Regions from separate parts of the Homo sapiens genome. Here region 1 is linked to region 2. Evidence: read pairs that join two places in POLR2A ChIA-PET (ENCODE). Cell type or tissue: PC-9. All regions are shown on one strand. Links, peaks and the distances in the headings refer to the core of each region. The heading gives the core; the rest is flanking DNA. Region 1 has its middle 34 kb from the start of LINC00987. Region 2 holds the start of LOC112268104 (a long non-coding RNA gene).

What was found. Peaks named below come from ENCODE experiments on the same cell type or tissue, not always from the same donor. Only the 100,000 strongest peaks of a DNase experiment are listed, where the experiment ranks them.
Region 1: POLR2A ChIA-PET joins it to region 2 with 5 read pairs; 1 of 35 experiments calls an interaction of 5 or more read pairs at or near these places.

The regions. Positions count from the first base shown.
Region 1 is chr12:9,266,114-9,281,860 of GRCh38, forward strand. It overlaps the pseudogene A2MP1. Among named protein-coding and RNA genes, the nearest start is that of LINC00987, 34 kb to the left of the region's middle. In PC-9, for the core only: no CTCF peak of the experiment used is centred there; a DNase peak (open chromatin) is centred at 7,368; H3K27me3 peaks cover 5,130 bases.
Region 2 is chr12:10,731,399-10,747,145 of GRCh38, forward strand. It overlaps LOC112268104 (a long non-coding RNA gene), which reads right to left and starts at 9,925. Exons shown (of 4, transcript XR_002957443.2): 1 at 9,823-9,925; 2 at 1,573-1,674. RefSeq lists an enhancer at 8,871-9,020. In PC-9, for the core only: no CTCF peak of the experiment used is centred there; a DNase peak (open chromatin) is centred at 8,993; H3K27ac peaks cover 2,263 bases.

The sequences.
Region 1 (15,747 bases), core at 3,075-11,074, 1.5 Mb before region 2:
TTTCTAATACAAACTTTATTTCCAGAAAGACCTGTCGTTTCCCTGCGTGAGCTATCCAAAGGATAGTGAACACCTGGTGCTTTTCCATTCAATGATGTGTACTCTGTATCTTGTTCTTATCAAAAACACAGTGCTATCAAATTCTTAAAAGATTCCCTACTTGCCCTCCATATCGAATTCTCATCTCAGACTTCATTGTACATGAACTCTCGGTAGTACTCCACACTAAGTACCACTGAAACTCTTCCTTCCAGGGGCTTCTAAAAAATTATCCTCGTTGTTTTTGCCCCAGCTCTCTGGCTTCTTATTTAATTATGCTGATTTATTTGTTACTGTCTATCTCCTAAATGCAGTTGTTTCTGTCCTTGGACGCCTCTTTGTCCTGTCTCTATCCTAAATTTAGCAGTGCTAAATGAGCTCACTTTCAGAGCATTTGCACTCACTATTTTTTTTTTTTTTTTTTTTTGGGACGGAGTCTCACTCTGTCGCCCAGGCTGGAGTGCAGTGGCGCGATCTCCGCTCACTGCAAGCTCCGCCTCCCGGGTTCACGCCATTCTCCTGCCTCAGCCTCCCGAGTAGCTGGGACTACAGGCGCCCGCCACCACGCCCGGCTAATTTTGTTGTATTTTTAGTAGAGACGGGGTTTCACCGTGTTTTGCCAGGATGGTCTCGATCTCCTGACCTCGTGATCCGTCCGCCTTGGCCTCCCAAAGTGCTGGGATTACAGGCGTGAGCCACCGCGCCCGGCCGCACTCACTCTTAAGAGGACATAGACACAACGAGAATGGATTTAGATTTACATTTCTGGTCCTAATTTAACTCTGGCTCTGTTTTAAAATTATCAGCTAAATACATCCACTTCCGTTTTGATATTCCAAGCTGTAGTTATCTTTAACATTGGCCTGGCGCGGTGGCTCACACCTGTAATCCCAGCACTTTGGAAGGCCAAGGCGGGCGGATCACTTGAGGTCGGGAGTTTGAGACCAGCCTGACCAACATGGAGAAACCCTGTCTCTACTAAAAGTACAAAATTAGCCGGGCGTGGTGGCGCATGCCTGTAATCCCAGCTACTCAGGAGGCTGAGGCAGGAGAATCACTTGAACCTGGGAGGTGGAGGTTGCAGTGAGCCGACATCGAGTTATTACACTCTAGCCTGGGCAAGGAGCGAAACTCCATCTCAAAAAAAAAAAATTATTTTTAACACATCTCATCATAACAGTTCTTTTTCATTGACTCATTATCTTGGTTAATGGTATTTCCATTTCCCAGGCCCCAAATTTGGAATCTTTGGGGTCACCTTTGACTAATCGTCTGACGTACCACATGGTAGCACATTTTTTCATCTAGCCTATCCTCTTCAGGTCTGCTAGACTTACCTTTTAAGAATATCAATTTATTTAGACGATTCTTCTCAAATATATTGAAAGATATCCAAGCTTTTCAGAATAAATTTAAACTCTTTAGTGTATGATTTACTTTTCTCCACAGCTTAGCACCAGCCTCCATTTTCAGATTCTTCTGAGATCATAGTTTTTGATGCTTATCACGTTTTCCCTTTCCATCATTAATCTTTCAAAGTATTACCTACCCTATATAAATCAGTTGAAATGCTATTTTAGCAATAAGGTTTTCTTTGGGCTCTAGAAGGTATACTAGAATTAATTACCTCTCTTCATACTCACTTGGCCCTTTTTTGTATTTCTTGCAGAAATTTTATTATGGCTATGTGCACACACACACTTAATTTCTATTTTTAGGTGCCTAATTCCTTGAGGGCAGGGACCGTGTTATTTTCATAATCTCCAGAAACTATAAAGTGTTTTACATGGAATGGAAGTTTGATAAATATGTATCACATTAATAAATATTTAAAAATAATACAAACCGGTTCCCTCCTCTTTGACCTTCGCTTTGACATGTATCGTCATGTCATACTCTTTTTGTCTCAGCTGAAATATTTTAGTGTTTACAAGTTGTGTGAAACATCCTTCAGTGTCTGCCTGAAGAGAAAGAAAGAGAATTCTCAGGTCTTCCAATTTGCTACTTAAAAAGTCAGCTGTCAATTTATGAGAATTTTTTTACTGGCCATAAAAATAAATGTAACAAATGTTCTGACCATTCTTTTGGTGCTTATCTTTTCCCAAGCCCAAGAATGACATAAAGTTTCTTCGTTCATCATTGATTTATTCATTATCAACCTTTGGCTTCTCCCCTCTCTTCTGAAAACTGATTCCATTTCTGCCATATTCAACTTTCTAGAGTTTCCAAACGTGCCATGGTATTTCATAATTCTATCTCTATGCATGTGTTGTTCCTCAAATGATAATTCTCTTTTTCCCATTCTTACCGTAGCCAACAGTTAGGCTCCTCAAAACTTAACTCAGACATAACATATTCTGAGAAGGCTTTCATTCCTATAAATATTGACTAAGGATTGCTATGTTTTGTTTTGTTTTTTTTTCTTTTTTTGAGTCAGAGTCTCACTCTGTCACCCAGGCTAGAGTGCAGTGGCCATGATCATGGCTCACTGCAGCCTCAACCTCCTGGGCTCAAGTGATCCTCCTACCTCAGCCTCCCGAGTGGTTGGGACGACAGGTATGTGCCACCACACCTGGCTGATATTTTATTTTTTATAGGGGCAGGGGTCTCACTATATTGCACAGGTTGGTCTCAAACTCCTGGGCTCAAGCGATTTTCTCACCTCAGCCTCTCAAAGTGCTGGGATTACAGGTGTAAGCCACTGCACCCAGCCAGGATTGTTATGTTCTTAACTGTATATTCTCAATATCTAGGATATTAATAGGAATATATACATTTATTAAATAGATGAATCCTCACCATAACCAAGTTTTCAAACTAAATGTTGGGGTACATGTTTTAATAAAGATTTGTTTTCATTTTAAATTTATTTATAAGAAAATCTTTATTGCATAATAAATTTAATCATATTAATTTATTTTTATATAGATGTATGTCATGACTCACTTGAAAACAGAAGTTAATACTAGTCTCCCTGATACATTACAGATTTGGGCAGCTAGATTCCTCTTATAGTATCTTGCTTGTCAGTGTCTGCCTTGGTGTTCATTATTATATTCGTTACTCTGGCCTCTCATTCATTTGCTCTCTGCAGCTTTGATAACTTTCTTTTCCATACCCTTGAGGTAAGAGGTGGGACTCAACTTTGGAAGCAGGTCTCAGACACCGGACCAAATTGAGAACTTACTAAAACAGGGATGCAGGGTGGCTGCTTTCCATTAGACGTGCCTACCAGTGTGCCATGTCAGTTTACCATTGCCGTGGCGACACCCGAAGTTAATGCCTCTTTCCATGGCAATGGCCTGACAACCCAGAAGTTACCACTTTTTCCTGGAAATTTCTGCATAATCTGCCTCTTAATTTCCATGTAACTAAAATGGGTGTAAATATGACTGCAGTACTCCCTTTGAGCTGCTACTATGGGCACACTGCTTATGGGGTAGCCCTGCTCTGCAAGGAACAGTACCTCTGCTGCTGCTGTACGCTGCTGCTTCAATAAACGTTGCTGTCTCTAACACCTCTGGCTTGCCCTTGAATTCTTTCCTGGGTGAAGAAAAGAACCCTCTTGGGCTAAAACCCCATTTGGGAGCTTACCTGCCCTGCGTCACCCTTACAGGGTCTGCTCATACTGCCACACCCTGGACTTTTTACATACTCTGCCTCTGGAATCAGTAATTTTTGCCTTTTATTTTTTAATACATCACATTCTACTTTCAGCTGTTCCCCTTAATTATTCTTATTCCACTTCTTCCTTGACGTGTTTTGGGCATCTAATCCATTGTCCTTGGAAGCCTTCCTTCCTTCAGCCTTATACTGGTTTAACATTCCTCCAGCGCAGTTTACTTTCCACGACATTCCATTTGATTCTCCCACTAGCCAAATTCTTAACACCTGCCACACACATTTTTCTGTTTTCTGTTTGATAAAAGACAACTCTGGATCCTTCCACATCCTTTTATGCCCTTATATCTGGCATTTGGATTGCCGTTGGAAGGACATTACCAAACTAACCAGATAAATACCACTAGATACCCACGAGCCCAACCCTCAAGTGAGCCCCCAACACTGCCAGACCATCTTACAATTTTCCCCCACTCCACCATTTTGCTTGATGGGTATTTCAAACACTATTCTCTGTTGTATTGTATTCACTATTGTAATCCATGAGAAGAGAAAACCTTGGTATTAGTGTCCTGAGGAGAGTGGTTTCCACATACCTGTTGATTGAATTCTTCACAGATACTTTGTGAATGTGTGTTGTGGCAGTCGGAACGGCATAGTGAATATCTTCTGCATACACTAAGTGTCACCAGACCAGGGACAGGCTCTCCATATGTGTACCTATAACAATAAGGTGGCCATGCGAAAAGCTACTTAATGGAAATAATACTGATGTTTCTTCAACTGACTTGATCCTTTCATACATCCACCTTAAGCTGTTGTATTACCTTCCATATTATTTCCATTTTATAAACCCTTCTTCTGAAAGGCCGTGTCTTAATTGTCCATAACTCTCAGAAAAAGTACTGGAAGAATCTTTTTGAAACAGCTCCAAATGGAAAATTACCAATTTAGTTTTTCTCAGATCTTTCTTCCCTCTTAGTTGCGGTTTTACTATAAGATGGTCCTATTTCCCTCTTTCTCTGCTGTCAGATTATCTAGGTCATGATTCCAGCTTTGACAACACCTCCTACATTGTCTTAGGGCAACATATTAAGACTATGTAGAGAGTGTATTTCTGAGTTCTCCTTGATTTATAGGTACTTTAAGAAAATAAATGTGAAGTTAGATGGAAAAGTAGTAGCTATAAAACAAAAATGTTGTATCATGACTCAGTTTGATTCTGCCTAATATGATAGAAGGAAATGACACAAAGCCATAACTAATTTGTTGTCTCTCAAAACGTGTTTTGTGGACCACCAGCATTGAAACGATCTGGGATACATGTTGACATGCAGATTTCTGAGACTTTCCTCAGATGTATGATTGGAATCTTTGGACATGGGGCCAGAGAATCTGCATTTGAAGTAAGCACACTCCCCACCCCATAGATTCTGTTGAACACTGACGTTTGAAACCTATTGCTTTAGCCCAAATGATGGGGCAGATAAGGTGTAGGGTCAGTTCCCCAAGCTTCTCCTTTTTATAGGATTACTTACAGAATAAAAATATTAGTACACACAAGCCAATTAGAACATTGTCTGGCCCATTTTAAATGTCCAGTAAATGATTTTATGATTAGCAGATGTGTGTCATCTGCTACTGTACCTGCTCCCTACTGTGAGCTTAGGCAAGCTACAAAGAGAGGTATTCCTCTCCTAATTAAAACACTTCCAACTTCAGTAACTGTTATTTACAATACCTCCCCTCAGATAGAGTACAGAAATAGAAATGAGATGAAAAAAATGCAACTCACAAGGCACAGGTTGTTATCACAAATTCTTCATCTAGAAAACCAATAACCTTGGGCATTTTTACTTGGACCTCAAATTTAGGCAAAACTGTTTTGATAAAAAAGAAAAAAAAAGGTGAGAGTGGGCCAGAGATCTTACAAGTATTGGTAGTAGATGCTATGACAGAACCTTTAACATGTGGTCACATGAAATGACTTCAGCTACAACAGGGAGCCCAGGGACAATACTGAGAAGGAGAAGCCATTCATTACCATGAGCAGTTTGTACTATGTTCACTTGGTTAACTTGATAATACATTCCCTAGACTCTCTTTCTCTGAATTTGTGCCAGATTTCCCAGATAGAGGGAAGGCAGCATGATTAGTCCCTGAAGATCATCACAGTTAGATGTGGTAAAGAGGGACCAATAGGTTTCAATGTATTCTTATTCTTTCCCTCCCTAGGCCCAGCTCTTCTTCCCAAATGCCAGCCCTGCTGACTAACAGAGGTCTGAGGCCCATCATCTGACACCTGGCTATAAGCCTACTAAAGTGGTAGCTATGCAGAGTGCAGAGGTAATAATCTTCCACAGATTCTTCTGTCAGCTCCTCTGCATGGTTGGTGCACTTGGGCAGCTGAGGGTCCCTCGCTTCCCAGACCTTTGCAAGCTCACATTTATACACCCCTAATCATGCTTCAGAACTGGCTAGTAATTTTCTCTCACCTGTCAACTCCTCCTGATGGCCTCTTACTTTTCTAGCTTCTCTCACAGTTTTGTAAGGTGTTATTCCTACAATATAATACTATTCTGTGATTTTGATGGCAGTTCTGACGAGTTTTGGGAACCATGTTTTGTGATAGGACTTCTCAGCCATGGCATAAAATATTTAATTTACATTACAAAATCCACATAACTGATAACTAATAAGATGGCTTCAATGTCTGACTTAGTAATCAACTATGGTTGAGTACTGACTAGATCAATTGTGTTAAAGTTTAGTTGACTACCATACTTAGTTGAACTATAGTTTAGTTGATTACTAAATTATATGGTTTAGGAATCATAGTTGATTAGAGTAGTATAGGTGTAGGTTATAGACAACCATAAAATAATCCCTGGAAATACTTTCAGTTATAAAATATAAAAAACATACATAGTGTATGTAGCTGACACAATGTATTGGTTAACAATTTATGTTTGAGTATCAATTCAAATCTTTCCTACCCCTTAATGACTCTGTGATTTTTTTAAGTTACTAACTTTTCCAGTACTGATATGCTCATTTGCAAAATGGGAATAATAATAGTATCTGTCCCAGAGGGGCATTGTGAGAATTAAATGAGGTAGTACATAAAAAGCACTTAGCAAATATATGGGTAAATTTAAAAGCTTGCTAATTTTCAACTATTGTATGCTAGACCTTTGATTCTTACCTATATGTAAAAATTATCTAATCTTAAATACTCTGACGTTATAAATGCCTTACACATAGAGCATTCTTACCATATTCATTCATCTCAAATGAGTGCTGTATTTTCTTCCCTGACTCTCTCTGCAGCATGATCTTGTGGGAACCCAGAATGGGCTCCACTGATAGCGGGAAAGAGAGTTGGTTGAGTCCCCCTTGCAATTTGAGACTTTGCCTTTGGAAAATTTGGTTCTTCCTGGGGTCCTATAGGTAAAAATATTATGAGTTCATAGAAACAATTGAAATATATACCTTTGAGTAGAAGGGCAGCTTTGCGGGTAAGAACGACATAGGCAGCTGTATCACAGATGGTTGGTAAATTGGCCCAAAGGTATTAGCAAAGTTTTATAGGAATTCCAACCTGAGATAAGGGCAATAAGTTTACTAGCTATGAGATATTACAGATAACATTTCGTACTGATGCCTCTTTTTGGTATTATGTATATTTATTTTGGTCAGAAATATTGGATGAGTCACTAAATTGCATCATCTCAAGAAATGTTCCTGCATTTACATGTTATCCACTTAGAATTTAAAGTGGACAGAAAAACAGTATTTGTTTAGCTTTGGTGAAATGGTGAGGGAAGGGAGAGAGGCAATTTAATGTAACTTGTAGAGAGTCCTCATTCCAGTTGTAATGTACAACATACCACTTACCTCAATATAAACCACCGGAAACTGAAAAGAAAAAAAGATAGTATGAGCACATGGTAGAATATAGAAGGAGAAAACCATGACACCAGCACTGACAGAGTATATGGGCCAGAGAAAGTAAGTCTCTATATTCCAAATGAGGAAATACCCCATTTGGTTCACAGCACTTTGTATGTTTAGTTTGGGACATACATCTTTCACGAAGTCATGACTTTCCTATTGTTAAATAACATACAATTGAGGAAACCTATTTAGATAAAAAGGTCCGAATAATAAGTTTATTATTATTTCACAGATTATATTTGTTTAAGAGGGAAATCAAATTCACACATTTATTCAATGAAAGTAACTGGAATCTTTAAGAGGACAGCTTCAACTGCATACTGAATTCATTTTAAGAATGCAGTTTATGGAGTGCCTTGATTCTGACATCCCTTATTCTTCTAGCAGAGATACCCTTATGAGATCTTCATGTGGTGGGCTTAAAATACCTCTTTAACTGGTCTCAAGTTTCCCAAAAGAATAGGCCTTCCTTTTTCCCTCAGCCATCACCCATCATTACGAGACTCACCATTTCATCCAAAGGGTGGAAATTGACATCCATAGAGACAACACGGAATTTCACTGAAACAGAGGTATTTTCCTGTGAAATCACCCCGTGGAGCCTGGGGTAGTAATAGCATGCCTGAATTCCCAGGATTGCAGAATAAAGTAATAAAGAAGCTCCTCCCCTCTCCCAAAGTTCCCCTTGCTCATTTGATTCCTCATACCTGTTTGTCCTGGTTTGTATATGGGTTTGTCTGTCTGGACAAAGACTAGGTTCTCTGCTGTAGTTATATATATTGATTTGCTCTTTGTGAAATGCAGAGTTGCCCCCTCTACCTCCACAGCAATGACCACCCAGGAAGATGGTAATTCTGGAATCTGTAAAACAGAAATGAGCTGAAGAATCTGCCCAGACTTACTTCTGAATTTCTCAGCCATTAGGAGTTTCTGTCTTCCTGGTTAGTCCCTGAGAATTAGTAAGGGACAAAGTCAAGGATAATGCTCCTTGTCTTAAAAGTAGATTATTATGATGTTGTAACATGACAGTAACATGATTGAAGGAGAAAATATTGCAATAAAATGAGCTAATTCTTCAAGCCAGTTATGACTGAAATGGGATGCTTGCATTTTCACAGCAAAATGGTGATATTAAAATAATTATTAAATTTTATTTTTCAAAGGTCAACAACATTATATATTATCTGGCCAGGCACGGTGGCTCATGCCTATAGTCCCAGCACTTCGGGAGGCCAAGGTGGGCAGATTGCTTGAGCCCAGGAGTTCAAGACCAGCCTGGGAACCATAGTGAGACCCCCACCTCTACAGAAAATCAAAAAATCATCCAGGCATGGTGGTGCCTATCTATAGTCCCAGTTACTCAGGAGGCTGAGGTGGGAGGATCACCTGAGCCTGGGAGGTCAAGGCTGCAGTGAGCCGTGATGGCACCACTGCACTCCAGCCTGGGTGCCAGAAAGAGACCCTGTCTCAAAAAAAATTTTATGTTATTATTTGTGGTAACTACATATGATTAAACAATTAATACCTTAAGTAGTAAAAGATTAAAAGGACAATACATCCACTATCAACCATTGGTGAGATCTTAGATAAGTTATTTGACTTTATAAATCTCAGTGTTTCTATCTGTAATGGTATGAATATTATTTACCTCAGAAGTTTAAGATCAGATTAAATCCTTTCTATAACTACTGTTAAATTTTATGCATGGCACTCTGTTTGTAAATATCATGTAAGCTGTGAGCATATTCAGTAGAACTTCCATTCTTAAAATCTAAATTGAGATTCACTCTGTACTTCTTATTTTTCTTTCATTATGCATTTTTTATTTTCAAAGGATTAGAACCAAAGGTATCAGCTAATGTGCTCTTTCTCTATCCAGCTCCCTTATTTCAAGGATCAGTACTGACCATGAAGGAACTGCAGTAGAAATAGTTCCTCTTCGTCACCAGGTCTGTGAGGAGGGATCTCTTCTGCATTTTGTACATCAGAGTTACTTTCAGTGCCACCATCTCATTCAGGTGATTAAGGATGACACAGGTCTTTTCAGGAACTCCAGTGTAGAGGTGTGATGGGACCAGCACTAGGTACTACCTGTGGAGGGGAGAAGTCCAGATTAACTATGGAGGGGTCAAAAAGACATCATTATTATGGCCATTTTCTAAATAATCTTTGCTTTTGTCACCAATCATAGAACAGAGACAGATTTTAGCAGGAGTGTATTCTCCAAAGGCCAACCCAAAAGATCTGAGGAACTGAGAAAACCAGAAGTTAAACCCCAGATATGCTTCTCTTCTGTTGTGAAGTACTCACCCACATAATATTAGCAAAGCTGTCAATAGCCATGGGTAAGCAATCCATGAGTTATTATATATTTTGGATAAAAATTTCATAATTTCAATATGCAAATCAATCAACAAATCATCATTGAAAGCATTAAGAACCTCTCTGCATGCGGTCTTGGGTTTTGCATGGATGATACTACAGATCTCTTTGTTCCAGGAAACTAGGAAAAATATAACATTTAATACATGGGGAGAAGCTGAATTGCTTTTCAGTATGACCTTGGGAGCAGGGCCTTTTCTTTCTTTAGCTCTTTTCTTTTCTTTTCTTTTCTTTTCTTTTCTTTTCTTTCTTTAGCTCTTTGGTGATGGAGACGAGGCAAGCTGAGCCAGGCTAATCACCAGACATATTGCCATATACACCCAGAGGAAAATACCACTCTCCTCTCACCAATTGCCTCTCACAAGCACCCAGACACACTACATCTGGGGATGCTGTACGTGTACACACTCTTCTCTCTCTTCCTGAGTGTCCCTGTCTACCCAGAAAACTTCTGTTTGCTTCATAACACATATCTCAAAAGTGACTTTCTCTGTGCAGAATTTGGTGAAGCCCTCTCTCTTACATCAGGCCTCATGAAGAGTGGTCATTCTTTGGAAGTATTCTGACAGAATCCTGCAATGCCTGCTTCTGTTTTTCTTCTATAGTTCATTCTCTGTGCACCATCTCTCTACTTTTCCATACTGTGAGGTGTTGAGGGCGGCGTCTGAATTTTGCTAATCTGTAGATTCCCAAGACCCAATGCCAGCTCCTAAAGGTGTGCCAAAGGATTGAGTGAACTGACACACAAATCCTGGCTTGTCTGTAGAGCATACATTCATCTTGGCAATCCCTTATTTGAGGAAAACACAGATACTGAGTCATTTCACAATTGTCACGACGTGCAATCCATTTTATGAATCAATAAAAAAATGTATCCCTTTTTGGGTAGGAATTCTATATTCTTTTTTGGTAAATGTTTCATAGATGTTGCTGCCTTATGTCTGTGACTTTCCTGAAATTGGAGGATGTCTCTTTCCACATGAGTAGTAATGACTTGCTGATACTTCCTGGCCCTTTTGACAGCAGAAAATTGTGTAGGGAATTAGGAAATACAGATCAAAGAGATAATAGAACGGGAAAAAAGGAGGACAATTTAATTTTCTGGAAATAATGCTTATGGTTCTGCAGCAGCTGCAGCATCACTGGGAAGGAGCAGGAAAAGCAGGATCAAGACTGGCGGGGGCAGTTGATTTCCCATCACGGTACAGAAAGGAAGAGGGCAGAATGGGAGCCTGAGCCCTCGATTCTTTTAACCCTGTTCTTGCTCCAACTCACTGGTTTTTATTTCATCTGATGGGCAGTGAAAGTAAACTGCCAATCATTTATTTTTGTAACATATTAACTACTTCCAGCATAAAAAAATCAATTCCAGATCATTTTCATGACCATATGTATTAATTTATCCACTTTCCCAAATTTTCTAAATTCCTGAAAAATAGTAGTTTGAGGCTACCACTAGCTCAGGTCATTAATCAGTTTTAAAACTATTTTCATGAAAACACAAAACAAATTACATGGTTTGATGAAATAAACCAATATTCTTGCAGTTTTAAAAAGAGGTATTAATGTAAATCCATATCCCAAATATGTTTTGGTAGTCTAGGGAGCACAACATACATTCTTCACCCAAGATTCATCCTAACTGGCTCTTCAGTGAAACAAGGAAGTGAAATCTGTCATAGAATTTTAAATAAGACAAGTTTGGGAGCAACCTCTCCATTGCTTGAAAGATTCACTTTTGATCTGTATAAGTATTCTTATATTTACTATTTTAAAAAGGGCAGTTCATTGGGTATAACAACATATGTAATATATAATTACTGTTTCTTAATTCATTCAACATCTAGAATATAAATTCAGTTAATTTATTTTATTCTCTAAGAAAATGATCTCTCTCTGATGAACATTCTTATTTAATTTTATCCTGAGTGATAGAAAATATTTTATCAACAGTGATGCATCATCCTATTTGCTTTCCAAAGGGGATTCAGATGTTAGAATTTATTTTTATGGAACACTGAAAATAAGAAAGGTCCCATTGTTAAATTAATAAAACTAGGGCCTTATAAAATTGAAGTCTGGATATTTTGAATAAAGAACTGATTTCAACTATAAAATAAGATGTGAAGAGAAATAGGCACTTCTGAGAACGGGGAATATTTTACTGTGTTCCTTTCTAAATTGGGGCTAGGCAGATCTTGACATACACTTTTCTATATGACCTGAAAGAGTGATGGAGAAGTAAAGATGATGTATGTGACAACCCTTGGTGGACTGCAAAACTGTAGATATGTAAGCTATTAAAATTCCAATGATGATAAACTATGGCTAAAAAAAATGCCAAGTCAAATGGAATAAACTGTAGTAATACATTGTGTTGGCCCTTGTAGTCGACAAATGCTTGCTTGGGTAATTGTAAAACTCTTCTGCTTTATTTTGGCTCCATTTGTATGCTCTCTTACTTCCACTCATCTTCCCAGCTCTTCCCACATCCCACCCTCACCCCTAGATTACCATAAACGTGCTTATTCTCTATCAGTTTAATATGGGATAAATTAACCTATAATAAGCAGTAAATGACTTTTAAGAGGTCTCTATATCACTTTTTCCAGGCATGATCATACTTTTTAGATACGTACCAAACCTGTATTTGACCAAATGCTGAATGACTAAACATAAAATCCTTTTTTGTACGTATGAAGCAAAAATTGTCATCACAGTTTGAACTTCTGGAATAGAAGAATAAATCTCAAGAATTATCAGAATTTTATCATTTTAATTTTTAATTAAAATATTTTAGTTGATACATTTGAAACATTTGACATTATAGGGTAAACACAATACTTTCTCAGCACTGTCAGCTAAGGCTTCTATACTCTTGGGATCTTCAAACATTTTCCTTGTATTCCTTAAAAGAATTTTATTAAACATGTAATATCTTACATACACTTGACATCTAAAGTGTCTACACTAAAATAAGTGTAGTATAATACTGATGTTTAAAAAATAAAATGTAATACCACTTTTTAAATGTATCCGATGAAATGTAGACACTGCAGTGATTTTTTTTGGCCACCACCGTTCCTGTAAAACACACATGAACACTTTTTTCACCAGCAGGAAATTTTATATCACTCTTGTTTCTTTTTGGTCTTATATTTTCATTCTACTTCCTCAGGTAATTTTATCCTGGAGTTGCATACTTCAATATATTTTATTGATCGCCCTATTATATGTTTCTGCAACTAAAGATCATCAAAGATTATTATAAAAATATTCTTGAGCCTGTAAAGTTCTAATTAGTAATAAATGTTTTCTAGGTTGCATTATCATTAAAATTATTATCAATATACTATTTATAAAATTATATATCTGCTATAATCTTAATAGATATTAAAAATGAGAACATTTTGTTCAAAAATAATTTTTTAGTGAAATAAATCATGTATTCCAGCTGGCTCCCTAAGATTGTGTATTCTTGGATGAATATTGCTTATTGCTGGATTAAAACAAGTTTCATCTATTCTCTATTTGTTCTACCCTGCTCTATTTCAATTCTAGAATATTGCTATTCTGTTTTCTATTGTATAGATGTAAGCACTAAGGAAACCTGTTCACATAAAGAGAGAAATAGAAATAGGGGACGTTCTATTATAACAATGTTATCTAATTATTTAGGCTTCCATGTTAAAAGCCAAAGGTCACATTATAACCATTAAAAATTACTTTTAATTATCTATCAGCTGATAAGTCCTCTGTAATTTTATTGAAAGCAAAGTGCTAAACCAGGTCAATTGCAACAGGATTTGGAAATCAGCCATTATGATCATTCTTATTCTCGGTTCCTAGAAAGTATTCAATAAAGGCTTAAAAGGACTTATAAACGGCCACCAATCATTACTTTCTTACTTAAAAACACAACTTTTACCAAATATACTCAGAAAGTTTGGAAATTTTGAAATATCATTTATTTTAATATACTTTGTCAATATAAAGCCTCATAAAAGGCTTTTATCTGATCAGAACCATAACCTGCACATTTAGCTCATTTCATTTAAAGGAAGTCTCCACCAGTAACCTGATTTGCAAAGCCAGTCCTTATTGTCAAAATAACCAGTCAAACTGGACTTATTTCTAACAGAAAAAAATGTTGCATTATTTTTAATTTCAATAAACTCACTAATATATATTCCCGGGATGACTCTCCCACTTTGCAATTCTAAGATGAAGAGTTGTGCTGAATATTTGTTACCTAGATGAAGTAAGACAACCCTACTTTGGTATTTCTTTCCATGCTTTCTGCTTTATTCTTATGGAACTCTCAGGGGGAATACAACATTGACAAGAGTTGGAAAAGGGAAGAGGGGAATTTTAAATGTGAATTGTAATCATTTCTGTCACCTCTACAATATGTATGAGTACTGAAAATTTCAGAACAGGCCAAAAGAATCAATTTCTAACATCATGTTTTTCTTATACCAGAAATTGTTTTAAGACAGATGGGTATATGATACCTACAATGGGCTTATGATGCCTTGATTAAGAGAGTTTGTGCAAAAGAGAATTTGTGCAAATATTAATATTTTGATTTATCTTTTTGTAAGAGACAAGCAAGGCGTTTTTCACTCCAAGATACATCTAAAATACATATTATAACTGAAAGAGAAAATGTATATTAAAATCAACTCATAAGTTATGCCTTGATTATATTACAGCATGATGACAGTGGTTTTATAACATTGCTTACAACAATCGTAAGATTATTGATCATTCATAATTTCAAGGATCCCAGAAATGACACTGACATAAACTGAGGGCAAAGCTGACTGTAACTAAAAGATTTTAGCCAAATGTCAAAGTCAAAGATAAATGTCATAGCGCCCTAACAAATAGTATATGTTTATCAAAAGCGATAAACCTGGAGATGTCATCACAACAACAAAAACTTTCATGAAAAAGACAAGACAAAGGTAAGTTACGACTGTAATTGTAGCATTAAATATAGGGACTAGAAGAGAAGAGATATATGTGAAAAAAGTTGACTTTGTAATTGAGAATAGTTTTGATACATTAATTGTATAACAGATTTTTCAAATGATCCAAAATAAAGCTACTTTTCAAAGGAACTCTACAAAAGACATTATTACCTTTGGACATATTTCTAAACCAACTTTATTTTCAAAGAGAAATGTGTTTACGAAGCATTGAGCAACTTTGGGTGGGTTGAGACCGAAAGTATCCTTGCCACTTGAGTATACATTGGGGGAGGCAGAGCTGGAATCATTGGCATATGTGGAATGAAATTAATGCATGTATTAGCACATAAGGGATGTGAATAGCAATACTTTTCATAAACAAAAAAAGCAGGATTATTGGTTGTAAAATTTATCTACCATGTTAATATGCTGAATAATCCTGTACGTTTTCTATCCTTGTGAATACTTGGGCTGGCAGAGAACAGGCTGGAAAAATCAGGAGATTACAGACTACGTTTCCATCCTTCAAGTATTTCCCTGCATGGATACTGAGACGTAGAACAAATGATAAAAAGAACATGATGAATGTGCTTTTTGTCTTATTAGAAAGACTCACACTTAATATGACACTATATTAATATTCAGAGATCAGGCCAGTGGGCTTGTCAACTGAGCTGTAATTCCACCAGCCTGCTTTAGTCAATACTGCAATGGCGCTTCCTTCTATACATATTATTAGAAACTGCCCTAGTGGAAAATAATCTTCTACCAG
Region 2 (15,747 bases), core at 5,302-13,301:
GCTGGGAATACAACCATGTTGCTATGTTGCTCAAACTCCTGGCCTCAAGTGATCCTCCTACCTCAGCCTCCTGCCTCAGCCTCCCAAACTGCTGGATTACAGGCTTGAGCCACAACACTTGGCCAGTTCATTTTTTTAATCCATCAACTTCTCAGGCCTTTCTCTGGTTTGTTGTATTCTGTGGTTTTGAAGGTGGCACAATTACTTGAATATGAACAGGAAGCACTCTTCATCTGGTACCTACCATGGTCTGCGTACTAAACGGGGACCTTGTATTTATCATTTCTAATCTTTACACCAGCTCAGCAAGTTTGGTGTTATCATAATTTTACAGATGAGGAAACCAAAACTCAGAATGGTTACTAGATTTGCTTAAGATCATAAAGCTAGTAGGTCATAAAATAGGGATTCAAACTGAGACTCATCAGGGTCCAAAGTCAGGACCATCTCCTCAACTCTATACTGACATTCATTCCTCTTGTCCTTATCCATGCGGATTATGTGAGACTATCAGTTCTGGAAAGTAATTAAGTACACGTTCAGAGAGGCGAGTTTGTTTAAAAATTATAGGGGAAGCTACATCATTATACGCTTACCTTAATCCTCCTGTCTCCCTCCATCTCTGTCAAGCTCCGAGGCTCAGAAATATGGAGGCAAAGAGTGGAGGGGAAAGGATGTGTGTGGAGTGAGACAAGTGACAAGGCTAGGGCTGTTTTTCTATTTTTATATACATTGATTTTTTATGTGTATATTTTTTCTTGTTTCTATCTTACATACAAGCTAGAATTAACATAAATTTCCCCTTCTGCTATGCTACCCCAACTCCATTTAAATTTCCAACTTGATTATGTAAATTAAATTGCATGTTATTTATGTTGCAATAGAAGAGTCAGAGAGAATTCTGACTAACTGGATTTGTTTCCGTGATTTTCTTTTTCCTTATTCCAGAAAGCTAAGTTTTTGGCAGTTGGTAGTTTGCAGGACTGAAAGCAGAAGCTGCTTCCAGAAGACCCCCCCACCCAACCGCCCTCTTAATTTTGTGAGAATCCAAGCCCACTGGAGAAATTATGCCAGGAAATTCAGAGTGGAAGGGGAAAAGAGTTAGTGTCTGAAGGAAGATATGCGAAAGCAGAATTCAGGTTAAGAAGAGTCTCAAGCCTGGGGAAAAAACAGTAAGCTCCTCTGTGTAACTGGGACTGTGGCTGTTCCCTCTGGTGCTGCCTGGAAGGACTTTGAAATGTGGAGGATATCTTCATAGTAGGCACATTTGAGTAGCACCCTGTTCCTCAAGGCTCTCAATTCTAGCAAAGATTCCCATGAACACTGTGGTGCAGAGCCACAGAACCACTGGACTTGGGCATTCCTGCAAGCTGGACAGCGTTCATCTCAGCAGTAAGTGGTCAGAATCTAGATTAAAGACTAAACAGCATGCTCTATTGAAGATGGGATGGACGTGACGAGGAGGGGATGGATTTGGGATGGATTCCCCCAAACAAAATTAATTTTAAGTGAAAGAAAATAATGTCGGCTGATTTTTTTTTTTTTTTTTTGTCTCCGACATCCATTCTTTACCATTTTTCTCCCTGCTCTGTGCCCCAGAGAATGAACCACTTTGAACAGCTTCTACAGGCTTCTTTGCTCTGGCTTCCAGCTGGGTCCAATCATTGGAGGGCACTGCAGAAGAAGAGAATGGAGTGACTTGGGATATTTATTTCCAAGGATCCCTCTCTTCAGAGTCCCTTTCCTGAAGGCAGCAAATACCGTCTGGCGGCCCCGTCTAGTCTGGGTTGGGTTCTGGAAACAATTTCCTCTCTGCACTCTCAAACCCTAGGATCTTTATAAGCTTCCCTGAGGGTGCTTCACCATTCCTGGTTGATTTCCCCTAATCCTACCTACACATTTTACGGTATTTTGTTGTCGTTGTTGTTAAAAATCTCAATTAATTGCCTTTTATCATGCTTTTTCCTGCCAGGGCCCTGACTGATACATGATATGACTTTTTTTCCCACCACACCCAAATATGTGGACTACGATTCATGTCTCTTATATATGCCTTCCCCCCGGCCCCCCTGCCACTGGAATTACCAAAGTATTTGTGTGGTCCATATCGGAGCCATGGGTAGATTACAACTCTTAACACTGAAGCCAAATCATTTTGAAATTTTAGCACCGAAAGTCCCACATCCTGGGAAATGCCTTAGTCCCAGGCAAACTGGATGACTGGTCAGCCTAGCTGTGACTCTGGTATAGATTTGGGTGTGCACTTTCACAAGTCCCTAGTGATATGTGTCTAGCAGACCATGGTGAGACTGTTTGAAAGTTACTACACAATTACACATATAAGATTGTCCAGCAGAAGATAAAGAAATTAAATGAGGGTAAATACAATCCTGTTCTGGTGTTTAGCATTACCTGGAGAGTACTTTTTGGGGGCCTGACTATAAGACCATCATTTCAGAATGGACTGTTAAAAATTAAACTTCTGCTCTAAGGTGGTGGCGTTATGTTTTCAGAATCCTGGGCACAAGGCAAACATCATTTCCTCAAACTTGGACATGCCATCTGACACATGGTTTAACATGATGGGACAGATGACAGAACCTGGAAATGCCACTTAGATTAAGTTGGAGATGATTACCTACCAGAAACCGAGAGTGTTTTTAGGAGACACAATTTCCATCCCAAGAGAGAAGACATTTCTATCTTGATTAAGGCTCAATAATGAGGTTGCAGGTAGCTGAGAAAGGAAGATGACCTCTGGAACTTCTGGGGATGTCAACCTCAGGAAGCCACTACTGCTCTCAAGTCATGTGTTTCTGAGACTAGTTCAAGATACTTGACAGCTGGTTCTGGGTTCTTAAAACCAGAGAAGATTGTAGGTAAACATCCCAAATGTTGCCAGAAAGCTCGGGGAAGCTGACTATATTCATAGTAAGGTTAGCTGGCCCATTCAGCCCTGGTATGGGCAGGAGCAAAGCTGAGCGTCCTTCTGTCTGCAAAGCCTAATCTGACTGTACTCAATCCCTTTGCCAAACTTCTCTCAACTAGTGAATCTGGTAAAAGAAACTGTTTCCTTCCATAGCAGGAGACAGGGTGCAGGCAAATAGATCCTTTTCTGTGGATTGGCCCAAGGCCCAGGAGAGAGTTGATGGGGAATTAAGGTGGCAATTAAAATGTCTGAATGCTACTTTTCAAAGTTTTAGGTAACTGGGGCCCCTGCATATCCACACTGGATACGCTTCTCTCGTTCTCACCAGAGAATCAACTTCTGTGAATGCTTGGATGCTGCTGGTACCCCCACTGAATTGTCACAGACTTTAACCTACCATTAATGTGGTGGCCTGAGGCACCTGGAGAGAGCCTGGGACCTCAAAGAGACTGGCCCCATAGCGACACTAGCTCTACCAGTATCATTTTGAAATTTTAGCACCGAAAGTCCCACATCCTGGGAAATGCCTTAGTCCCAGGCAAAATGGATGACTGGATAATGGAGATTTGAAGTCATATGTCCTGGGTTTCAGTTTTACAAGCTGTGCAACTTTGGAAAAATTTCCATTTCTTTTCTTCAGTTTCTTCATCAGTAAAATGAAATAATAATGATAGTACCTCTTGCCGAGCATGGTGCCTTATGCCTGTAATTTCAATACTTTGGGAGGCTGAGGTGGGAGGATCACTTGAAGCCAAGAAATTTGAGAGCAGCCTGGGCAACATAATAGAACCCTGACTCTACAAAATAAAGAAGAAAAGAAATTCGCTGTGCAGTGACGCACATCTGTAGTCCTAGCTACTCGGGAGGCTGAGGCAGGAAGATCACTTGAGCCTAGGAGTTCAAGGCTGCAGTGAGCTTTGATGGCACCACTAGACTCCAGTGTCAGTGACAGAGCAAGACCCCAGCTCTTAAAAAATAGTAAGGTTGTTGTGATAATTAAATGAGACAAAGTGCATAAAGTGCTTAGAATAATACTTGTCACAACCAAAATACCCAGTAAATGTGTGCTTATCCTCATCATCAGAAGGGACACATTTATAAGATAGGTGTTTAGAGTTTAGGGGTGTGCAATCACCCTTCTTTTATTGTGCTTTTGAGGAAAATTTATGTGCTCACAACTAACCACACAATTAGTGCTTTGATGAAAAAGCTGAGTGTGTTTTGGGGTTCTTTAAGAGGGGGAGTTCCAGTGGGGCCACTCTTGTCTCAGTAGAAGCCACATGCAATTGACACCTCTTTTGCTTGACTCACACACTGTGCTTAGGAACTGGGAAAAGTGAACCAGCTCTTACCAGGTACTTTCTCTCTTACAGAGAACTGGTTGTGCTTGGGAAAGATTTTTAGACAATAATAAACTGGAAATTTGAGAGAGGAAAGTACAGTCTAAACCTTCACCTGGTAATGGATGAAGAGCAAGGAGAGTGGGACCACCCTCTCATTCTTTTCCCAAACATGGATGGATGTGAGCAGGGGACTATGACCCAAGGGTCAGGGGGAAAGGAGAAATGGAATGGCTTCAAGGATGAAGAGGCTTGACTGAAGATTTGGTTTGAATGAGTAACTCACTGTTTCCCACCAATTAAAAAAACCTCATATCTCTGTGTAAGCCCCACATGGCTACTCCATTATCTGAGACTCCAAGTTCTCTGAGACTAATAAAGACTCTGAGTAGCCCTCTCAATAAGTGGATTTGGAACTGTTCTGGAAGAAAGAAAAATTTCCAAGAAGACTCAGTTTCTGAAAGGCACAGGCAAGAAATGTCCCCTGTGCTCAGCTCACATATTCAGCTCTTGAGGAACTCGGGGAACTTATCGCCCCTCCATCCAGCCACTGATTTTTCTGATGGTTCCTGTCTTTGAAACATCTCTCATTCAGGCTAAAAAAAATGGTTTCTTTTTGTATGCTGTGAAGAGGACAACAAAATAGGTGTAAATTTTCTTTATAGAGATATGTGAATTGATTATGAAAATGGGGTAGAACAACACTGAAATATAATATTAAATTATATCTTTTTGTCAGCCTGGTTGAGTGACAGGTTGGATTTGATTTAATTTCATTTAAAGAAAATAAAATAATTTGACAATTCATGGATATCTCATTTTGTAAAGATTCATGTCCTCATTATTTTCTTGAAACCATATCAAGTTCTGTAATAAGTGTAGATGTCTTGGTGACAGTTAATTTAGTATCTACCACGTGTTAAGCCCCACACTACAGAGCTAATTCTAACTAGTTAATATGTACACCCAGCCAGCTGATCACAAGAAGATTAGTTTACAGGTCATGAGTCATCAGTGTAACTCCAAAAATTTGCCTTTCTTATGTGCATATCTTAAAAAAGAGACAGGTATTAACAGTGTCCACTGTCTCAAGGCTGATTTCCTATTACTTCCTTCTGCCTCTACAGTGTCCCTGGGGAAATACTTTCTTTTACCATTTTTAAATTTTTTCATTCAATTTTTTAAACAGAGGGAGGGATATGCGCTATTGTGAAAAGCTTAAAAAGTAAAGAGTTTGGCTGGGCGCAGTGGCTCACGCCTGTAATCCCAGCACTTTGGGAGGCCGAGGTGGGTGGATCATGAGGTCAGCAGTTTGAGACCAGCCTGGCCAACATGGTGAAACCCCGTCTCTACTAAAAATACAAAATTAGCTGGGCGTGGTGGCACACGCCTGTAATCCCGGCCACTCGGGAGGCTGAGGCAGAAGAATCGCTTGAACCCAGGAGGCAGAGGTTGCAGTGAGAAGAGATTGTGCCACTGCACTCCAGCCTGGGTGACAGAGTGAGACTCTGTCTCAAAAAAAAAAAAAAAAAAGTAAAGAGTTTATAAAAAGTGAAAATCTTCCTTTCAAAGCCTTTCTCCAAATCCCACTCACCAGAGATAACCACTATTAAAAGTTTGTTTAACATAATTAGGAACAGTAATGACTTATAGGCCATTGAAAATATAGGAGGCTAGAGAGTCATGGTGATTAAAAAAATAAACAAATAAATGGAGAGAAGAGAGGACTCTTGCTTGAGAACAAAATGCTGAGTAAGTACTGACTGGTGAATGTGAAAGGCAAACTGAGTTGTAAATCATCATTCAGCAACCATCGTGGCACTGACTGGATCAAGGTAAGACTCATCAACTTACACTAAATCAAGGAAGAAAATTTGATGAGGAGCAGGATATCTCCATGGGTTCAAAGTATCTCCCCACAGATTTCTTATTAGTTGGAAGAGAAAAAATAATAATTACATATTGGAGAAACTGAAGAATACCCTGACTAGGTAGGTGATCAAAATTAACACCATCAATGAGTGGTAGATGGACATTGTGTGTCTCTAGATGAGGTGTCCTGTGAGGATACAATATCACCTACGTAGGATTCCAGCTGTGAATGCATAACCTGACTTTAATAATGAGGAAATATTGAACAAAACCCAAATGAGGAATGCTGTATTAACATAAGGGGGGGTCTATATTCTTAAAAAACGCCAATGTTATAAAAGACAAAAGATGCTGAAAATATAGTCAAGATTAGAGGAGGCTAAAAAGGCATGACAACTAAATGCAGTAGTAAATTGGACCTGTGAGCTGGAAGATGAAAAAAATCTATAAAAGATACTCTTGGGTCAATTGACAAAACTGGAATTCAGATAGTAGATTAAAGCATGATGTTTAACACTATGATATAATGTGGAATTTATTTAAGTTGACACCTGTACTGTAGTTATGTAAGAGATGATTATGATTGTTAGGAAATACATCCTGAAAAGTTTGGGGTAAAGGACCATGATTTATATAACTTACCCTCAAATGGTTCAGGCAGAAAAAGAGAGATAATAAAGCAAATGGTGCAAAATTTTAATAAGTGAATCTGAGTAAAAGGCATGTATTTCATTATTTTTGTATTCCTGCTTCCAACTTTTCTGTACATTTGAAATTATTTACTAAAAAAGTTAAATATTCTAAAAGCATTTTTTTAACCTTTCAGGATTTTTCTATACATTTACAATGTTTGTGTGCATGTATATATATATAGATACTATATATTCAAATGCATTTTCTGTCATTATAAATAAAGTTTACTTTAAAAATTTATTAATCTACCAATTGCTATGATAAAACCACAGAACTGGGCACTGAAGAGGAGTTAGAGAGGTTCTTAGTGGTGCACCAAGAAGCCTAAGGCCTCAAAGTAGACAGTATGGCATCTTTGTCATTGGCTATGGTTCCTATGGTCACCTGGCAGGTTGGGGAACAGAGCAAAATAAGGATAAAGAGCATAATGTGAATATCTTACTATGTCTGAACACCCAAATCAAAATATAAAACACATTAAATATGTATGATAAATATGGGCCATTATACATTTGGCATATTTTGTCACTTATTCATCTTAATATATGTCAGATTTGTAATCCATGCAGCATCTAGCATATTGTGGAGATTTAATAAAATTTTAAGATAACTAAGAAAATAACATTATTTTATTAGGTTCTGTTGGTCAATCACAATGCTCATGACCAAAACGCAAAAGAGACATTAGTTGTAGAAAGACTCTGCTATTGATTGTGAGCCCTTCAGAATATAACCTGCTAAATTTGAGGGCTTTTTTCCCCTCTTATTATTATTTTTTGAGATAGGGTCTCTCACTGTCACCCAGGCTGGTGTGCAGTGGTGCAAACAAGGCTCATTGCAGCCTCAATTTCCTGGGCTCAAGGGATCCTCTTGCCTCAGCCTTCTAAGTAGCTGGGACCACAAGTGTGCACCATCACACCTGGCTAATTTTAAAATATTTTGTAGAGATAGAGTCTTGCCACGTTGCCCAGGCTAGTCTTTAACTTCTGGGCTCAAGGGACCTTCCTGCTTCAAGCTCCTGAAGTACTGGGATTACAGGCGTGAGCCACCACACTTGACCTTCTTTTCCCTATCTTTAAAAGGCCATAATAATGCTGATTCATTTCTCAGCAGCTCTCTGGGGAGTAACTTGTAAACAATGTCTAAGGACTTCAATAACTTACGAATGCCTTATAAAGCTAAGTTAATACTGTCAGGTGTTATGGGCTGAATGTTTGTTTCCCTTCCTCCCCAAATTTCATATGTTGAAGCCCTAACCATCAATGTGATGGTATTTGGAGATATGGCCTTTTGGAAGGAATTAGGTTCAGAGGAAGTTATGAGGATGGGGCCACCATGATGGAATTAGTATCTTTATAAGAAGAGGAAAAGACCAGAACCCTCCCTCTCCCTGCCTTGTGAGGACTCAGCGAGAAGGCAGTCATCTGCAAGCCAGGAAGAGAGCCCTCCCTGGGGTAAAAAGTGGGATGGTACCAGCAAGAAGGCAGCCATCTGCAAGCCAGGAAGAGAGCACTCACTGGGCTACCAAGTGGGATGGTACCCGCAAGAAGGCAGCCATCTGCAAGCCAGGAAGAGAGCCCTCACTGCGGTACCAAGTGGGATGGTACCTCAATCTTGGATTTCCCAGGTTCTAGAACTGTGAGAAATAAATTCTTGTCCTTTAAGTCACCCAGTTTATATTTGTTATGGCAGCCTGAGCTGACTAAGACAACCGGATATCTCTGTCACATACAACTCTGTAGTCTCAGATTGTAAAGAGTGGAGTGAGTGGGAGGTCTCAAGACTGGCTGGAGGCAGTAAAGAGCTTTAAGAAATATTGCATGTGAACATTGTGACAGTAAAGATATATACGTTACTGTTATTTATTTGGGGATGTAATTCCAGGAGCAATGCAATATGTACCAAACAGAATCAAATGAATAATGTAGCAAAATTTTGAAACACCTACCAAAAGGTAAAGTTCTTACAGAGCCCAGGAAGGTTATTTCAGGTGCTTACCTACAACTCTAGTTAACTTGGCTTGTTTGTTATCACTCCTCTGAATGATACGAAGCAAAGAGGTAATGGAATTCCCCAAGCTTGACTCAGCATGCCCTTTCTTTCCCCACCCCCCACTTTTTTTTTTCTTATTTTGAGACAAAGTCTTGCTTTGTCACCTAGGCTGGAGTACAGTGGCCTGGTTACTACTCAGTGCAGCCTTGACCTCCTGGGCTCAAGCAGTCCTTCCACCCCAGCTTCCTGAGTTGCTGGGACTATAGCAATGCATCACCACACCCTGCTATGAATAATTTTTTTTTTGTAGAGACAAGGTCTGGCTTTGTTGCCCAGACTAGTCTCAGACTCCTGGCCTCAAGCAATCCTCCTGCTTTGGCCTCCCAAAGTGCTGGAAAGGCAGGTCTTTTTCCCCTTTTATCATTTTTTCCTCTCTTTTCCAGGCTCTGGCCCTCTCTTTTCCAGGCTCTGGCCCTCTCTTCAGCAACACTAGCATCTTGTTACCCTTCTCTTACTTACATATACACAGAAGGCTGTCACCAATGAGAACTAATTTGAGTTATTCACATTAAAACTTCACCTACTATAAAATATATGCCCCAAGTAGACTGAAATTCTAACAAATAGAAACACATACATTTTAGTTAGTGTGTTTTTGTAAAGAGATTTCATAGCTTGTGAAAACTTCAATGGGTTAGCAGTGGTTGCCTGGACTGTTTCATTAAGAAGAGCTCTGGGGTCATATCTGAGCTCAGCATGAAGGAGAACGTTGACGGGTTAGTGATACCAAACATGTCCACATAGGATTAGTGGGGGCGTTCCTGTGTGGATCTTCCATCTATAGGTAAATGTATCGCCCCCTCTACAAATCCTCTTTTTACTCATGTGCTGTCACGGCTTCATATGTTTTTACAGACTGTTTCATGTGTCTGGAATACCCTTTCTTGTTTGCACACCTGAGAGCTTTCTTTTTTCAAGACTGTGTTCACACTGTACCTTTTTTCCACAGCCTCTCCCAGCTTCTCAAAGCTTCTTTTGACATTACTGATTGTGAACTTCTGGTTTCTCACCAATCTCTGCAGCACCTGAAGAGGGCCCAACTAAAAGTGAGCACCAAAAGAATGATAAGGGAGTAAATGTTCACACACAAGAAAAAACACAATCTAGTGGAGGAAAACAGAAGACAAGCAGCATCTAATATAGGAAGTTAAGCATGCAAAGAACACAAAAAAGTGACTTGCAGTATTGTAGGTATTTGGAGGCAAAGAAAAATCTGGGGATAAGGCAAAGAAGTGTGGAGGAAATGACATTTGAGTGATACTTTGACAAACATAATATTTTGGGAGAGATGGCAAGGATCATTGGCATAAAGGCAGTGTAGGTAAGGATGAAAATGTCCTCAAAAAGGCATTTATGCCATTTTATATCACTGACAGTATAATATAAACTAGTTTAATAAAACAGCCTCTGTTTAATAAAACAGCCTCTGTTGTGTTGAATAAATAGTGAGAGAAGATGAGAATCTATTTTGTGGAAGTTCAAGGTCAGATCCCACCCTCCCTCTGGGAACAAATCTAAGAGCAGAAACACTAAAGAATTATTGGAATGATGAAAGAAAAAATGGAGATAAGTTACCCAAAATAAACTTTCCTGCATCTTACATTTGCTGAATTAGGTCTGCCAACAAGGTCCTGATGGAATAATAAATAAAAGTAGTGATCATTACTTAGAAAAAAGTAAAGCTAAAGAGGGCAAGGCATGGAATATTGACAAAATGAGGAAGTTATTCTGCAATGAAACCTCTGTTTCATAACTGCCAGGGAACTTGAAATGGGAACTATAAGAGGTATAAGATAACTCAACTTTGTAGAAACATTTGTAGAAACATTTGGCTTGAAACTACTGTGGGTTTGACTTTGAATTTTTGCCTAGATGATCTTGTAGTTCTGTTTCTTTTGTTTGCAAAATAGGAATAATGATGGTTATGATGATGATGACTGAAAAAACTTTTGTAAGGATTAAGTAACCTAATTGAGTTCCTTGCACATAATAGGACCCTAAAGTAATGTATGGTGCCTTCTCTGAGTTCTAGACATTATAACATATTCTATGCACTGGGCATTTTAGTATATGTTATCTGATAGTGTTCTCAACATCACTTTTAATAGGTATTAAGAAAACCAGGATACAGTCAAACAAATGTCCTCAGAGAGTTAGGTAAATCCTCAGATTCCATATTTAGTAAATGGCAGACCTAGATCTTAAAGACTGGATGGCCTGGCAACAAAGCTGTAATAATTCCCTTATACCATGCTCCTTCACAAACATGTGACAATTTGAGCACATATTTTTTCCCTTTTCATTTTGTCTAGTACTAGCCTTGACTCCAGCTTTTGAGCTTTCACTTACCTTTGAGAGTATGTAGATGGCATTTGTGAATGCACCTATGTATTTCTTAACTCTCCAGACCACCATTGTACCAAATCGTAAATGGACCTTGAGAAGGAGGCCAGTTAAAAATTTTGCTGTATATATTTGTTTGATTTTGGTTTTTGTTACATTTGGTTGTGTTTGGTATAACTCTTTATAAACCTAGAAAAATGTCAGTTAGAAATGGTTTCTCTGTCCTGAGCTTAGAGCAAGAGTTCTTAAAGTGCAATCCCAGATCAGCAGCATTGCATCATCAGGGAATTTGCGAGAGATGCAAATTCTTGGACCATATACCCCAGACCTAGTGAATCGGAAATTTGAAGGGGAAGAAGGTGTCTGGCAGGCAGAAGTCTATGTTTTAACAAGCCCTGTAGGCAATTCTAGAGGGTACTGTAGTTTGGGAAGCACTGATGTAGGGCATAAGCAGCATGTAATTTAGCTTTTGATAATAGCTTACACTTATAATGCATTGGTAACTTTTGCCTTTCTTTTTTGCTAAGTATAATAATAAATGTTGGTTGTAAACAACTTCAGAATGTCATTTTAAAAATTCACTGACTTGCTTCTAATCAAGATATTAAATATCCTTGCTACATCTGCTTTATTATTATTATTAATTTTCCCTAGGCTAAAGTCTCTTTTTACTATTATACTTTAAGTTCTAGGGTACATGGGCACAACATGCAGGTTTGTTACATATGTAAACATGTGCCATGTTGGTTTGCTGCACCCATTAACTCATCATTTACATTAGGTATTTCTCCTAATGCTATCCCTCCCCCATCCCCCCACCCACGACAGGCCCCTCTGTGTGATGTCCTGCAACCTGTGTCCAAGTGTTCTCGTTGTTCAATTCCCATCTATGAGTGAGAACATGCAGTGTTTGCTTTTCTGTCCTTGCGATAGTTTGCTGAGAATGATGGTTCCCAGCTTCATCCATGTCCCTACAAAGGATATGAACTCATCCTTTTTTGTGGCTGCATAGTATTCCATGGTGTATATGTGCCACATTTTCTTAATCCAGTCTATCATTGATGGACATTTGGTTTGGTTCCAAGTCTTTGCTGTTATGAATAGTGCCGCAATAAACATTCGTGTGTATGTGTCTTTATAGAAGCATTATTTATAATCCTTTTGGTATATACCCAGTAATGGGATCGCTGGGTCAAATGGTAATTCTAGTTCTAGATCCTTGAGGAATTGCCACACTGTCTTCCACAATGGTTGAACCAACTTACACTCCCACCAACAGTGTAAAAGCATTCCTATTTCTCCACATCCTCTCCAGCATCTGTTGTTTCCTGACTTTTTAATGATCACCATTCTAAGTGGTGTGAGATGGTATCTCATTGTAGTTTTGATTTGCATTTCTCTGATGGCTAGTGATGATGAGCATTTTTTCATGTGTCTGTTGGCTGCATAGATGTCTTCTTTTGAGAAGTGTCTGTTCTTTGCCCACTTTTTGATGGGGTTGTTTTTTTCTTGTAAATTTGTTTGAGTTCTTTGTAGATTCTGGATATTAGCCCTTTGTCAGATGGGTACGTTGCAAAAATTTTCTCCCATTCTGTAGGTTGCCTGTTCACTCTGATGGTAGTTTCTTTTGCTGTGCAGAAGCTCTTTAGTTTGATTAGATCCCATTTGTCAATTTTGGCTTTTGTTGCCATTGCTTTTGGTATTTTAGTCATGAAGTTCTCGCCCATGCCTATGTCCTGAATGGTATTGCCTAGGTTTTCTTCTAGGGTTTTTATGGTTTAGGTCTAACATTTAAGTCTTTAATCCATCTTGAATCAATTTTTGTATAAGGTGTAAGGAAGTGATCCAGTTTCAGCTTTCTACATATGGCTAGCCAGTTTTCCCAGCACCATTTATTAAATAGGGAATCCTTTCCCCATTTCTTGTTTTTGTCAGGTTTGTCAAAGATCTGACGGTTGTAGATGTGTGTTGTTATTCCTGAGGCCCCTGTACTGTTCCATTGGTCTATCTCTCTGTTTTGGTACCACTATCATGCTGTGTTGGTTACTATAGCCTTGTAGTATAGTTTGAAGTCAGGTAGTGTGATGCCTCCAGCTTTGTTCTTTTTGCTTAGGATTGTCTTGGCAATGCAGGCTTGTTTTTTATTTCCATATGAACTTTAAAGTAGTTTTTTCCAGTCATTGGTAGCTTGATGGAGATGGCATTGAATCTATAAATTACCTTGGGCAGTATGTGCATTTTCACAATATTGATTCTTCCTATCCATGAATCTGGAATGTTCTTCCATTTGTTTGTGTCCTCTTTTATTTTGTTGAGCATTGGTTTGTAGTTCTCCTTGAAGAGGTCCTTCACATCCCTTGTAAGTTGGATTCCTAGGTATTTTATTCTCTTTGTAGCAATTGTGAATGGGAGTTTACTCGTGATTTGGCTCTCTGTTTGTCTGTTACTGGTGTATAGTAATGCTTGTGATTTTTGCACATTGATTTTGTATCCTGAGACTTTGCCGAAGTTGCTTATCAGCTTAAGGAGATTTTGGGCTGAGACAGTGGGGTTTTCTAAGTATATAATCATGCCATCTGTAAACAGGGACAATTTGACTTCCTCTTTTCCTAATTGAATACTCTTTATTTCTTTCTCTTGCCTGATTGCCCTGGCCAGAACTTCCAACACTATTTTAATAGGAGTGGTGAGAGAGGGCATGCCTGTCTTGTGCCAGTTTTCAAAGGGAATGCTTCCAGTTTTTGCACATTCAATATGATATTGGCAGTGGATTTGTCATCAATAGCTCTTATTATTTGGAGATACGTTCCATCAATATCTAACTTATTGAGAGTTTTTATCATGAAGCGCTGTTGAATTTTGTCAAAGACCTTTTCTGCATCTATTGAGATAATCATGTGCTTTTTATCTTTGGTTCTGTTTATGTGATAGATTATGTTTATTGATTTGCATATGTTGAACCAGCTTTGCATCCCAGGGACAAAGCCAACTTGATCTTGGTGGATAACCTTTTTGATGTGCTGCTGGATTCGGTTTGCCGGTATTTTATTGAGGATTTTCTCATCGATGTTCATCAGGGATATTGGCCTAAAATTCTCTTTTTTTGTTGCGTCTCTGTCAGGCTTTGGTATCAGGATGATGCCGGCCTCATAAAATGAGTTAGGGAGGATTCCTTCTTTTTCTATTGATTGGAATAGTTTCAGAAGGAATGGTACCAGCTCCTCTTTGTACCTCTAGTAGAATTTGGCTGTGAATCTGTCTGGTTCTGGACTTTTTTTGGTTGGTAGGCTATTAATTATTGCCTCAATTTCAGAGCCTGTTATTGGTCTATTCAGGGATTCAACTTCTTCCTGGTTTAGTCTTGGGAAGGTGTGTGTGTCCAGGAATTTATCCATTTCTTCTAGATTTTCTAGTTTCTTTGCGTAGAGATGTTTATAGTATTCTCTGATGGTAGTTTGTATTTCTGTGGGATCAGTGGTAATATCCCCTTTATCATTTTTTATTGCATCTATTTGATTCTTCTCTTTCTTCTTCTTTATTAGTCTTGTTACCGGCCTATCAGTTTTGTTAATCTTTTCAAAAAACCAGCTCCTGGATTCATTGATTTTTTTGAAGGGTTTTGTTGTGTCTCTATTTCCTTCAGTTCTGCTCTGATCTTAGTCATTTCTTGCCTTCTGCTAGCTTTTGAATTTCTTTGTTCTTGCTTCTCTAGTTCTTTTAATTGTGATGTTAGGGTGTCGATTTTAGATCTTTCCTGCTTTCTCTTGTGGGCATTTAGTGCTATAAATTTCCCTCTACACACTGCTTTAAATGTGTCCCAGAGATTCTTGTACATTGTGTCTTTGTTCTCATTGGTTTCAAAGAACATCTTTATTTCTGCCTTCATTTCGTTATTTACCCAGTAGTCATTCAGGAGCAGGTTGTTCAGTTTCCATGTAGTTGTGCGGTTTTGAGTGAGTTTCTTAATCCTGAGTTCTAGTGTGACTGCACTGTGGTCTGAGAGACAGTTTCTTGTGATTTCTCTTCTTTTACATGTGCTGAGGACTGCTTTACTTCCAACTATGTGGTCAATTTTGGATTAAGTGTGATGTGGTGCTGTGAAGAATGTATATTCTATTGATGTGTGGTGGAGAGTTCTGTAGATGTCTATTAGGTCTGCTTCGTGCAGAGCTGGGTTCAAGTCCTGGATATCCTTGGTAACCTTCTGTCTCGTTGATGTGTCTAATATTGACAGTGGGATGTTAAAGTCTCCCATTATTATTGTGTGGGAGTCTAAGTCTCTTTGTAGGTCTCTAAGGAGTTGCTTTATGAATCTGGGTACTCCTGCATTGGGTGCATATATATTTAAGATAGTTAGCTCTTCTTGTTGAATTGATCCCTTTACCATTATGTAACGGCTTACTTTGTCTCTTTTGATCTATGTTGGTTTAAAGTCTGTTTTATCAGAGACTAGGATTGCAACCCCTGCCTTTTTTTGTTTTCCATTTGCTTGGTAGATCTTCCTCCGTTCCTTGATTT